Regions from separate parts of the Homo sapiens genome. Here all the other regions are linked to region 3. The links are chromatin contacts, found by POLR2A ChIA-PET in ENCODE. All regions are on one chromosome and are shown on one strand. Each heading gives the region's core, a stretch centred on a gene start or an enhancer-like site at or near the end of the contact. The rest is flanking DNA. Distances are from core to core; before and after follow the strand shown.

Evidence for each region. ChIA-PET counts read pairs that join two places held with the same protein, here RNA polymerase II (POLR2A).
Region 1: POLR2A ChIA-PET joins it to region 3 with 11 read pairs in Caco-2. The contact joins the promoter of CCNG1 here to the promoter of LMNB1 in region 3. POLR2A ChIA-PET finds 5 or more read pairs at or near these places in 3 of 52 experiments (Caco-2, activated CD4-positive, alpha-beta T cell and activated CD8-positive, alpha-beta memory T cell).
Region 2: POLR2A ChIA-PET joins it to region 3 with 10 read pairs in activated CD4-positive, alpha-beta T cell. The contact joins the promoter of G3BP1 here to the promoter of LMNB1 in region 3. POLR2A ChIA-PET finds 5 or more read pairs at or near these places in 2 of 52 experiments (CD8-positive, alpha-beta memory T cell and activated CD4-positive, alpha-beta T cell).

Annotation. Positions count from the first base shown.
Region 1 is chr5:163,434,929-163,439,041 of GRCh38, reverse strand. It overlaps CCNG1 (cyclin G1), which reads right to left and starts at 1,447. Exons shown (of 7, transcript NM_004060.4): 1 at 1,238-1,447. It also overlaps a transcript of LOC105377700 not described here. RefSeq lists enhancers at 883-1,082, 774-1,351, 1,793-1,842 and a silencer at 1,523-1,602.
Region 2 is chr5:151,769,742-151,773,838 of GRCh38, reverse strand. It overlaps G3BP1 (G3BP stress granule assembly factor 1), which reads right to left and starts at 1,885. Exons shown (of 12, transcript NM_005754.3): 1 at 1,803-1,885. LOC100652758 (a long non-coding RNA gene) reads left to right here and starts at 1,663. Exons shown (of 2, transcript NR_132345.1): 1 at 1,663-2,136; 2 at 3,067-4,046. RefSeq lists silencers at 1,259-1,328, 1,379-1,708 and enhancers at 1,917-2,211, 2,469-2,698, 3,077-3,798.
Region 3 is chr5:126,774,949-126,778,709 of GRCh38, reverse strand. LMNB1 (lamin B1) reads right to left here and starts at 1,574. Exons shown (of 11, transcript NM_005573.4): 1 at 843-1,574. The coding sequence starts at 1,201. LMNB1-DT (LMNB1 divergent transcript) reads left to right here and starts at 2,224. Exons shown (of 4, transcript NR_134485.1): 1 at 2,224-2,415. RefSeq lists silencers at 488-597, 808-857, 1,168-1,247, 1,448-2,097, 2,748-2,797 and an enhancer at 1,013-1,813.

The sequences.
Region 1 (4,113 bases), core at 198-2,697, about 37 Mb before region 3:
TTTTTTTTTTTTTTTTTGAGAAGGAGTCTCGCTCTGTTGCCAGGCTGGAGTACAGTGGCACGATCTTGGCTCACTGCAACCTCCGACTCCCTGGTTCAAGCGATTCTCCTGCCTCAGCCTCCCGAGGAGCTGGGATTACAGGCATGCGCCACCGCGCCCAGCTAATTTTTATATTTTTAGTAGAGACGGGGTTTCACCATGTTGGCCAGGATGGTCTCGGTCTCCTGGCCTTGTGATCTGCCCGCCTCGGCCTTCCAAAGTGCCGGGATTACAGGCGTGAGCCACCGCGCCCGGTCGGAACCATGCTTTTTAGAAAAATAAAATGCAAATCTTCAAGAAATACTTGTTCAAGTTATTCACTGTCAATAGATAACCACGAATAAACACCGTAAGACAGGATACCGAAAGTGAAAAGCAGATGGTAGTTAAGTATTCTGCCACATATTAACAAAATGAACTGTTCAAGTTACTTAATTGTACTTAGTTCCACATTGATAAAGTAGGGATAAGGTTTATGACCTACCTCACAGATTTGTGAGTTAAAATGAAATCACGTAAAGAGCTTAGCACATACAGTAGACGCTTAAAAAACACTGAACAATAATAATGAGCTTGAGCTTCTTTCTAGATTTATAAAATGAGGGTAACAATATCTGTCGCTGAATGTGAAGACTGAACAAGATGATTCACCACTTAAAGAGTATAGCACAGTGCTTGGCACACAATACTCAATATTACTTAACTTTTATTGTTGTTAGGAAAGGAAACTTAAAAGGTGACATTAGGAGCACGTATTGGGGCGGGGGGGTGCGGTGGGTTGTTGCTAACCTAGTCTGAAAGATGAACCTGGGAATTCCATTGATTTAAGTGTGCATAACACAACCATGTCCCGGGCACAAGCTAAGCCCTGGATACATGGAAGGTCCCTCCCACACCAACTAAAGACAGGAAGGCAGGAGGTCTTCAGAGCTAGTCATGTGAGGAACCTCTAACTGCAGGGGTTCCATTCTTCCTCCCCAGGCTAGTCCCTGGGACTGGGTCGGCAGACACGAAAGGCACCTCAGGAGGCCGGATCCGGCTCCGCCCCTCCAGCCTCGGACTAGCCTGGGCTTGTGCTCACAACAGCGGTAGAGTTTAGTGTGGAAAAGGGCGCGGGCCAGACCTACTCCTCGCCCCGCGCCCCCAACCCAGCTCCCCACCCGCACCTGGCGGTCAACTCCCGCGCAGTCCCACTCACCTTGACAGAGACTGCAGCTCCTCAGCGGTAACCACCCTCCCCGGGCCTGCTCACCTCACCCCACGATATCAGATCCGAGAGGCCTACGAGGAGAGGGGACTCGTAGGCAAGAGGAGAGAGGCCCGGGGAGGGGGACTGTCCTGGGTGGAGGCCTCGGCAGCGCCGCCGAGACAACTCGGCCCTGATCAGGGTCAGCTCGGAGCCGAAGGGGCCGCGCCTGCCCTAACGAGGAATATATTGGAGGGCGGGGCTTTCTCGCGAGAAGGGGGCATTTTCGCCGCTGATTGGTGTAATTCTTTTGATGGATGGCCTCCGCGATCCGTAAACGGCTGGGCCGTGGAGTGAGAAGTCCGGCCAATCGGCTCACACTTCCCGTTATCTGGCCTCAAATTCCCCGGCCCCCTTCCACGCCCCTACCTCTAAGCGTCTCTCATTGGAGAATTTAACAAAGTGTCTTCATTCAGTAGGGGGCCAAACTAAATACTCGGTGCAGCAACCCTCGCCTGGGTCAGGTCAATCGGCTGCCAGCCGGATTGGCCGGCGTATCATTCCAGAATGTACTGTTTGTTCTGTGGGGTTTAGGAGTTCTACAGTGGTTCTGCCCCATCTTTCTAAAAATACAGTGAGTAGTTAAAAAAAAAAAAGTCAACCTTTGATTTTTAATTACAGATAAAGAGGTGGTGGAATTTATATGGTTTGGTGGTTTATCAACTTCCAGAGTGCTCTCTTCGTGAACTTTGGAAGTCAGTTGATTCTTGCCTTAGTTTGCTTTTTATACAATTTATCAAATAATGGAGTTGGACTGTGTAATTTCTTGACCCTCTACCAATTTTCTGAATTTGCTTTTAAAGCAAATTTAAAGAGAAAAGTTGGTACAATTTTTCAGTTGCTTAAAATGAAAGGTATGTGGCAGACTGTTAACAGGAATAATTGTGGTGAGTGTGAATCTCAGTCTACAGACCCGAGTGTAAAGCAGTATTACTCTTTGTATTTACCATAATGAATTTAATCTCTGTGAGCCTCTCCTATGCCAGATTAGTGGGAAAATAATTAGCCTGAACTCTTCTTAGACTCTCCTCACTCTCACTCTCCCAGATCATCACAAGTGAGAAAAGTCCATTTGTAAAAGGGCCTGAAAAAGGGTGCACAAGGAGTCATTTCTAAACTCTTATGAATTACACAGTAGTTGGATGTCTCTGTTCTCATGGCCCCAGTTCGGTCTCTCTTACTTTGAAAAAGTGAAAATCTGAAAGATTTGCCGTCACTCTGCTATTTGCCCTGCCGTGTACTTACCCAAGGCAATGCCACAGAACAAAACTCTGGAAAGGGGGAAAAGGGGTGGGGAGGAAGGGGAAGGAAAAACAGGAGAAAACATCAATACCTCACAATAATACCTTAGCCACATAATCAGGTCAGTTTAAGAAACTGGGGCTCAAATGGGGAAGAGGCCTTTGTTCCTTTTGAAAATAAAAGCTTACCTAGTGAATATAAATTGGCAATTTATAACCTTTAACAAGTGATTTTATTTAAAAATACTTTTTGCTGTAATGTGTGAGTTTATAAATGTAGTTTCTCCTTTTGGCTTTTAGTTCCTATTATTCCTAATTCCTAAAATTAGGAATGTATATGCACAATTTTTAAAAAAAATGGCTAAAAAATCATAAAATCTTTATGGCAGGCTGGGCGCGGTGGCCCACACCTATAATCCCAGCACTTTGGGAGGCAGAGGCGGGTGGATTACCTGAGGTCAGGAGTTTGAGACCAACCTGGCCAACATGGTGAAACCCCGTCTCTACTGAAAATACAAAAATTAGCTGGGCATGGTGGCACGTGCCTGTAATCCCAGCTACTCGGGAGGCTGAGGCAGGAGAATCGCTTGAACCTGGGAGGTAGAGGTTGCAGTGAGCCGAGATGGTGCCACTGCACTCCAGCCTGGGCAACAGAGCAAGACTTGGTCTAAAAAAAAAAAAATTCTTTATAGCAATCAAAAGCACGAATAAATTAACTAATATTTATTGAACACATAGCATAGGCCAGTGGAGAACAAATTAGACTGGTACCCGTCCTTGTAGAACATGTAACCTGTGGGCAATATAAACACATAGACTTTAGAATAAAATAAACTTATATTCATATCCAGGAATAGCTCATAACTTGTTATGTGACTTTCAGCAAGTTATTTAATCACATTTTCTTTTCTCAACAATGAGAAGTAAAAAATACATTATTCATGGGGTTATGAAGAGGATTAAATAATAGAAAGTGCATAAAGAGGTAGTCACTATTCCCAGATCACAGTAGATTTCTTGATAAATGGTAGCCCTTAGTATTAAATTACTATTTCTTTTTAAATATCTTGCTTAAACACACTTTGATGTGTTTTCTCTGTTATCAGACTAGTCTTCTGTTTTCAGCCTAGAAGGATAATCAGAGTATTAGAACTGTTTATTTAACACAGATAAAAATATCTAAATTGCATGTATTAATTTCTATACGTTTTTATACTTGAAATTTTCACTTGAGGGCTTTTAGGTAATATATCATTGTTTATATAATACAGTATTTTCTCGTACATTAGAATATTTTTACTTTTTATTAAAATCTCTCACATAAAAATATTTCACTAGTACTGGAGAGACATTAATTAAATATAAATCAAGTCAAATTGAAATTCTTTACTTTTCTTCCTCCCTTAACCCCCTCTGCCATTTTCATTTCAAAATGTTAGAATATAGACCATCATTTAAATAATTGAAAAGACCTAATTAGCAAAATGTGGAAATGTAATACTCAGTTATCCACTCTTGTAAAATAAAGATAATGAGCCCTTCGTTAACTATGATTTTATTTTTAAAGAAGTGTGGATTTAATCATGA
Region 2 (4,097 bases), core at 636-3,135, about 25 Mb before region 3:
ATTCTAGTGTTTTTCCATTTGACAACTTAAATTGCTCAACTTTAAGTCTAAGTTAAAATGCTAATTCCATAGTTAACCAGTCTGTAAGGGCAAGTAACCGGAATCGCCACACCAGCAAAGTTCCAAGTAAATGTTACTTGGAACATTATTATAATACTGTTATAGAAACATGTTTATAGAAAGGGTTTCCAGAACACGATTATAGAAATCTTTATGTTTATAGAAGTGTTTCTATAACATAGAAGATTTATTTCACTAAGCCAAGGAGTATGTTGGCTTTTAAATAATCTAAAAGATGGTAACTACTAGAAAAATATAAGCTCCAGTCCCTGAAGAAAAGCATCTTGTTTCTGCATATACACAAGAACCCAGCAGAGTAAATGCTAAATAAACGGAGTGTACACAAACTTTCATCCACAGATCTCGACTGTCACAGTTGTTTTTTCCAACACATCTCCAACACCAGTAATTCATCCAGCATGACACGCTCCACAGAGGTCCAAATAGTATACTGTAACTGGGCGCCAACCTTTCTATTCCAATTCCGTATTTTAACCCACAGATGCTAGTGAGATCTTAAATTCGTCGCTTTGCACCTCATTCCCTTCAACTATAAAGTGAATCTTCTCAAGGTCTTTCTGCAAAAGTCTCCTCCAATTAAAAAAAAAGTAGAGAAAAAAAAATTCAACGTCTAAAACCGGAGCCTAACTTCCCGCTGGCGGGAATTTCCCATCAGCAATCTGAGATTCAAACCCGATGAGGAACACAGTCCATGTTCATTTGCACTTACTCATCGTTTTCCCTACTTTTTTCCAGAAGCTACGGTGGCGGCACATCTACCCAGGGCCTGTACAAGTACACGTAGAAAGGAAGCCCAAACCCTTTTCCTTTGTCACATTCCCACTTCCAACCCTTGTCTCCCTGGAAGCCCAGAACTAGCCCAAGTACAAATGCCGCTGCAGCCTTCTCGGCAGGTGGCCTTTTGAGGCTGATGCTGCCCCGAGGGACAAGTGCTCTGGGGGCAAAGACTAAAAACAGGCTTGGGAAGCGGGGAGCTCGGAGTCAGAGGGCCCGGCGTCAACAAATCCCCGCCCTTCCCGTGCGTGCCTGTGACCCCGCTCTCCAAACCCGTGCCTTGGGCCGCTAAGGAAGGAGGATAGCCGTACCCACCTCGCCAGCTCACTGCAAGAATCAAATGAAAGGCAGAAAAGTGGCTCCGCACAGTGCCGGACACACAGTGAGGGCGTGGAAAGAACATTGGTTGTTACTACCACTCCGTGCACTCGCTGCTCCCTCTTTGCTCTCTGCAAAACCGAAGGCGCTTCTGCGACGCGCGGACCGCAAGACTCCAATCAGACTTTAGTGCTGCCCCCACCCTAAACGAAAGCCTCCTTCTGGTCCGAACCGACTGGATCCCTTGGCCAGGGGAGGAAAAGGTGCCGCGGGCGCGTGGCGGAGAGGGTGGCGGGCGGGAAACGCTGGGCGCGGGACCCCTGGCCCCAGAGACCGCCCTGGGGCCCAGGCGGCGGCCGCGGCTTACTCCTGCCCCGCGAGGCCGTTGGACGCAGCACGCGCACGCGGCGGACACGGCCACGCGCCCCAGCCGGGACGGGAGCGGGAGCGAGGAGCCGCCGCGCGCCCGTCCGTCCGCCGCGCGCGCCTGCGGCCGTTGGGGTGGGGGTTGGGGTGGGGGACGCGACTGGCGCGGCCGCCGCGAGCGCCACTCAGACTTCTCCCTCTCACAAGTGCTGCGGCTCGGCTTAGTCCTCTGGCCTCCCTGCCCCGCCCACACCCCGGCGTACCTACGCGGCTGAGCTGGAGAGGAACTAGCTCTGCACCACAGCACCGAGGATAGTACAAACCCCTCACGCAACTGCGTCCGCACACACGCGTGCTCCGCCGCCGGTCTATATAACTGCCACTCACCCTAACTTGTTGCGGCCAGGTCGGGCGACGGGATGACCAATCCCGACCGCGTCCTCAGGGCTCTTCGAACAGTAATTGGGCACTGACTCGGGGATGAAGGCGTGGCTCTTGATTGGCTTTGACTCCTGCCTATGAGACTGTGAGGATCTCGTTTCCCTAGTAACAGATCGGCACTAAGAGAGACCAATAACCGAAAAGTACAATAGAAAGGCGAGTGAGCAGTTCTTTGACTGATACTCAAAGTAGCCAATAAATGTGTGGGGCTGCTCTTATTCGTTAACACGTCTTCCCCTGGGCGGAGATCCGTTTTCCATGCAGGAGCGGTTGCGCCACAAGGTGGGGCCCGTGTACTTTGGGGAAGTAAACCCCTAGCAACTAGGAGGCGGGCGTCCGAGAGGCCAAGACAGCCTGTGGCCAATCGCAACGCCGGAAGGAGCTGATAGACACGGAGGTTGCTCTGCTCGGAAGAGACCGAGCCCCAGGGCCGCCGTGCCCTCTGGGCGGTTGTGAGGCTGTGCAGCCTGCGGCTTCTGCCCTCTTTCTTTCCCTGACTGGTTGGGTCCGGCCTCCGAGGCCTGTACCCCGCCTTTTCCGCATAGGTTTGTACCTGGCGAACCAACTAGTAAAGTTTCCCGGGTTGTTTTCTTTTTATTACAACTTTTTTCTTACGTGCGGCGGCCAAGGGCCTTGCTGCTCTCACCATTACTCAGCACTGCTGCGGGGCAGAGGAAGGAGGGTCGTTCCTGCGCCGCCCGCAGGCTCCCGCCGGAAGGTCGCCGGTGGAAGGCCTGAGAGTGCGCCCTTCCGCCAGGCGCTTCTTGGCGGGCGCTGCGAGGCGGCCGCGGGCGTGTGGCGAGGCTCCCTTTGTGGCAGCTGAGGCACGGTGGTCCGCGCGTGCTCCAGTGGAGTGTGGGCCCTCGCACCACGTCCCGAGCTGCACCACTATTGTTCAGCCTCGAATTGCCGCGGGTGGGGGCTTATTCTCGTCGCTACGCCTTTAAAAGGCAACTCGTCCCCTCCTCCTGGCGTTTCAGGCACTGGCGGGGCTACAACTCAAGGCTGGCCGGCCCTATTTCTATGGAAATAGCTTTGGTTCCCAGCCGTCCGGCACAGACACGCCCCGGTTTGTTCTCGTTCCAGGCATGTGACCAGGGTCTCCCGCGGAGTTTTGCTGAGAATTTTGGAAATGAAGCATGTGGAGCGCCTATGTCGGGGGAGAGAGGCCGAGCTGAAGGAGCACGGGCGCCGGCCTCGGCCTCTGGGGAGCCGGGCCCGCTCGCCTCCCTGCGCGGGGCTAGCCCGAGCCTGGAACTCGGGAGGCCCAGGAGCGAAGTGAAAGCCCCTTCTGGTCCCCCAGGGCTCCACTCCCGCAGCAGCCCGGCTCCGTCGGCGTCAGTGGAGCCCCAGGCCTGGGTCCGAGATGAGCGAGACGCTGCTCTGGCTCGCGGTCGCCCGAGCGCTCCCAAAACCAGGGAACAGGCCCCAGGAGAGAAGCCCCTAGAAGTTTCCTGGAGCAGGGAGTCTCCTGTATCCTGTTAGCTCTGCAAAGGAATCTGGACTTTATTCTGAGGGCCTTGGAGAACCCCTGCAAAGTTTTTTAAAAGGTGGACTAAGAGATTGGCATTTCACAACATGACTCTCCGAATTGAAACACTAAGAAGATTGGCGAAATTTAACATTTACAGATTAGTAATTTAACCCAGGTGACTCGCGATGAGGGACATGGCTACCCTTCACTTTTGGAGGGAGTTTTAAGTGATACAGATCTTTTTGCCAAGCAATTTTTTTTTTTTTTTTGAGACGGAGCGTCGTTCTGTCGCCCTGGCTGGAGTGGAATGCCGTGATCTCGGCTCACTGCAACCTCCGCCTTCCTGAGTTCAAGCGATTCTCCTGCCTCAGCCTCCCTAGTAGCTGGGATTACAGGCGCGCGCCACCAGGATCTGCTAATTTTTTTGTATTTTTAGTAGAGACGGGGTTTCACCATGTTGGCCAGGCTGGTCTCGAACTCCTGACCTCAGGTGATCCACCTGCCTCGACCTCGCAAAGTGCTGAGATTAACAGGCGTGAGCCACCGCGCCCAGCAGCAATTTAAAAATCTAATAAAATTGTGCATATCCCCCAAAACAATAATGTCACTTGGTTGATAGCCACATTTGTTTACAAAGGCATGT
Region 3 (3,761 bases), core at 325-2,824:
AGGGCCGCTGCCTGAGGGGTAGGAGAACCGCAATTCTAAGAACGGTAGCCGTGACATGCACAAACCCAGCTTTCCTTCCCTGCGCAGAACCACCCGAGGGACCGCACCATCCCCGCTGGGACAGGACACATTTCCCCAGAGAAAGCTAACCAGCTAGCAAACCTAACTTGCCCGGGGCTGGCTGGAGGCGCACGGATCAAGCTCCGCCTCTCTCTCCCGCCTAAAGCAGGCGTAGAATCTTCGCAAAACGTCACAGGGCCAAGACTGAGCGCGCCAAAGCGGGACCCACCCCCAGGAGACGCGGATGCTGCGGGAAGGTCCCTCCCCTTCCTCTCTCTGCCCGCGCGAAGCTCATTCATTCTAGAGGCGGGCTGCCAGTCCTCCCCGGCCGCCCATCCCGGCACTGCAAATCCGCTAGACGCTTTGTCTCGCGCCGGCCGGAAACTGGGGCGCGCACGCGAGCGCGCGCTCGCGCTCCAGCTCCCCGCACCTGGGGCCTGAGGGGCCGCCTCTCCGCGCCGGCTCCCCGGATTCGAGTGCGAAAGCGGGAGCTCCTTCTCGGCAGTCCCAGGCGCGCACTTACCACGTCCCAGCGGGTATCCAAAATCTAGAAATGGGCATCACGGCCCCCCAGCGCTACAGCTCGAGCCCCCTCCGCGACCCCTGCTCCGCTATGAACTCTAGATTCTTTCTCCTTTCCGGAGACCGAGACCCTGTTCCTTCAGAAGGACGCGTGCATCCTGGCCTCTGCTCCCTCCCCACGGCAGAACCCGGTGAGCTGGTCGCCGCGGTTGCGCCCCCGCCCCTCCTTGGCGCTAACGCGGCCGCCAGCTAGCACTCACTTGAGGAGCAGCTGGTCGTGTTCCGCCTTGCACTTGCCCAGCTCGATCTGCAGCTTGGCGCGCTCGCGGGCCGTGTCGTCGAGCGCGCGTCGCGCGTCGGCCAGCTCGGTCTCGTAGAGCGCCTTGAGGCCGGTGAGCTCACGGCCGCGCACCTCCTCGCGCTCCGTCACCTGCAGCTGCAGCGCGCTGTTCTCCGTCTCCAGGCTGCGCACCTTGTCGATGTACACCGCCAGCCGGTCATTGAGCTCGCGCAGCTCCTCCTTCTCCTGGAGCCGCGACAGGCGCGTGGGGCTCAGCGGCGTGGTGGGGCCGCCAGCGCGGCTGCCCATCCGCGGCGGCACGGGGGTCGCAGTCGCCATGGCGGGCGGCGGAGACAGCGGGGCGGCGAGGCCGCGAGCGGGACCGTGATAAGGAGGGGACGGCAGGGGGCGAAGCGGGGACCGAAGGCACAAACCGGCGACCTGCGCTCACGTCCAGACGCTGGCGTTTAGAGGAACGGAGAAGCACCTGGGATGGCGGGAGCTCGATTACAGCACAAAGGGCAAAGGCGCGCGGGGGGGAACTACGAATCAATCGATCGATCGCGAAATACCCTTTGTAAGAAAACACACACACCCACTCACACACGCACGCGGGAAAATGCAAGACGAGGGTGACTGGAGGCCCAGCAGGGTTCGCGCCGCCGCCGTCTCCTGCTCGCAGCACTTTGTTTCCTCTCAGGCTGCACGGAGCGGCGGGCGGGGGGAGGAGGGCCGGGAGGGGCGGGCTGGAGGCAAGCCGCGGGGGGCGGAGGTGGCGCGGGCCGCGGCGCCGCACTCCCCAACATGGCCGGCACGCCCCGGCGCCTCCACGTGACTACCATGGGCCAATGGGGAGCAGGCAGCGCGCTTCGGCGGTTCGGGGGCCGGGCCTGTAAATTTAAAATCTGGCCCTTGGGCAACCGTCAGCTCGGCCCTCCCGGCTGGGCGGTTCCCGGACCAGGCTCAGGGCTGTAAGGAAGGACGCCTGGGACTGCCCACCCGCGCGGCTCTGGGCCCAGGGCCCTCCCGCCGCCCCGCGGGGACCCCTTGGAGGGGCCGGGCCTGAGAAAGGCGGGAAGGAGCCCGGAGGTTTCCGGGACGGATCTGCGCCACCGCCCACACTCGGCGGTTCAGGGAAATTCAAATATAAACGTCCCTAAAAGCCACACGCGAAACTCAGAGTGTCCCCGGCCACCGCGGGCGTGGTAACCTTATCCCCCGCTCCGCTGGAGGGCTCGGGAAACGGCCTGGAGGCCGGGACGCTGTGGAATTACGTAATAGGCACTTGAGTCCGAGGTTCCAAATGCACGGCTTGCAGGTTCCAAGTACCAGCCTTTATTTTTCTCTCCGGTGGAAAACTGTATCAGGCAACTTCTTTCCATGAAAGTGAGATCTGTGCGTCTTGAAGCCGATAGATTATCACAGAAAAACCAGCAACCCTGATTTTAAATCATTTGCCAACAGTGTTAATGGGCGGTTCCTAATCCGTTTCTTAATTTAAGGGTTTGTAAAATCAAAAAACAGCTCAGAAATGATACGATTAACATATGACGGTGAGTAACTACGAGAGCAAGCTGTTTCATACTCCGTTAAAATCAGGTACATAAAAATCTGAACTTGTGAAAATTTAAGATGAAATAATTTTTTGCTTTTAAAAAGAGGCTCCCAAGATGTCACTGGCAGCTACTTCTATTAGAAAGCACATTCATCCCTTTGAAAAGTTCCTAATTTTTAGCTAACATTTATTGGGACTGAGTGCCAGCACCAGGCTTTTCATGGATTACCCATCCACACAATCTCCGTGTGATGTGGGAAACTGGATTGTTTCTATTTGAAAATTCATCCGGGCGGGCGCGGTGGCTCACGCCTATAATCCCAACACTTTGGGAGGCCGAGTGGGGGAGGATCACCTGAGCTCAGGAGTTCAAGACCAGCCTGACCAACATGGTGAAACCCCGTCTCTACAAAAATACAAAAATTAGCCGGGCATGATGGCGGGTGCCTGTAATCTCAGCTACTTGGAAGGCTGAGGTGGGAGAATCCCTTGAACCCGGAAAGGGGAAGTTGCAGTGAGCCGAGATGGCACCATTACACTCCAGCCTGGGTGACAGGGAGACCCCGTCTCAAAAAAGAAAGAAAGAAACCATCCATTTTATAGATTCACTGTCTGAAGGCTGCTCCGCAGGACTGCGTTTGACAGGTCCCAGGATTCTAATTGACTCGAGTCTGGCCCTTAGCTATACCCTAGATGACCACCTTACCACCTATTAGGAACGCTTCTGTAATTAATGGTTACTTACTTTTAAAATGGCAGAAATGGAGACCAGGATATTCTTTAACTGTTAATCAAGTCATGTACATAAGAATTAGTGAAGAGCACTGGGAGCTGCATATTCATCCCAGATGAATTTTTGGCACTCTGTGAATGATGACATTCTCCTTATTAATGGTTCTATTTCCTGTCCGGTTTCCTAAAATACTTCCTTGCTTTTTGGGGGGTGGGGGGGTGGGGGGGAGGATGGCAGGGAGACGGAGTCTTGCTCTGTCGCCCAGGCTGGAGTGCAATGGCACAATCTCAGCTCACTGCAACTTCCACCTCCCGGGTTCAAGCGATTCTCCTGCCTCAGCCTCCTGAGTAGCTGGGACCAACGCCACCATACCCGGCTAATTTTTTGTATTTTAGTAGAGACTGGGCTTCACCGTGTTGCCCAGGCTGGCCTCGAACTCCTGATCTCAGGCAATCCGCCCGCCTCGGCCTCCCAAAGTGCTAGAATTACAGGCGTGAGCCACCGCGCCTGGCCATGAAATACTTCCTTTCTTAACCTCATTGAGAAATAAAGAATCGAAAAGCTTAGACTTTAAGTATTCAAGTAATCTTAAAGGGAACTTTAAAATCTAA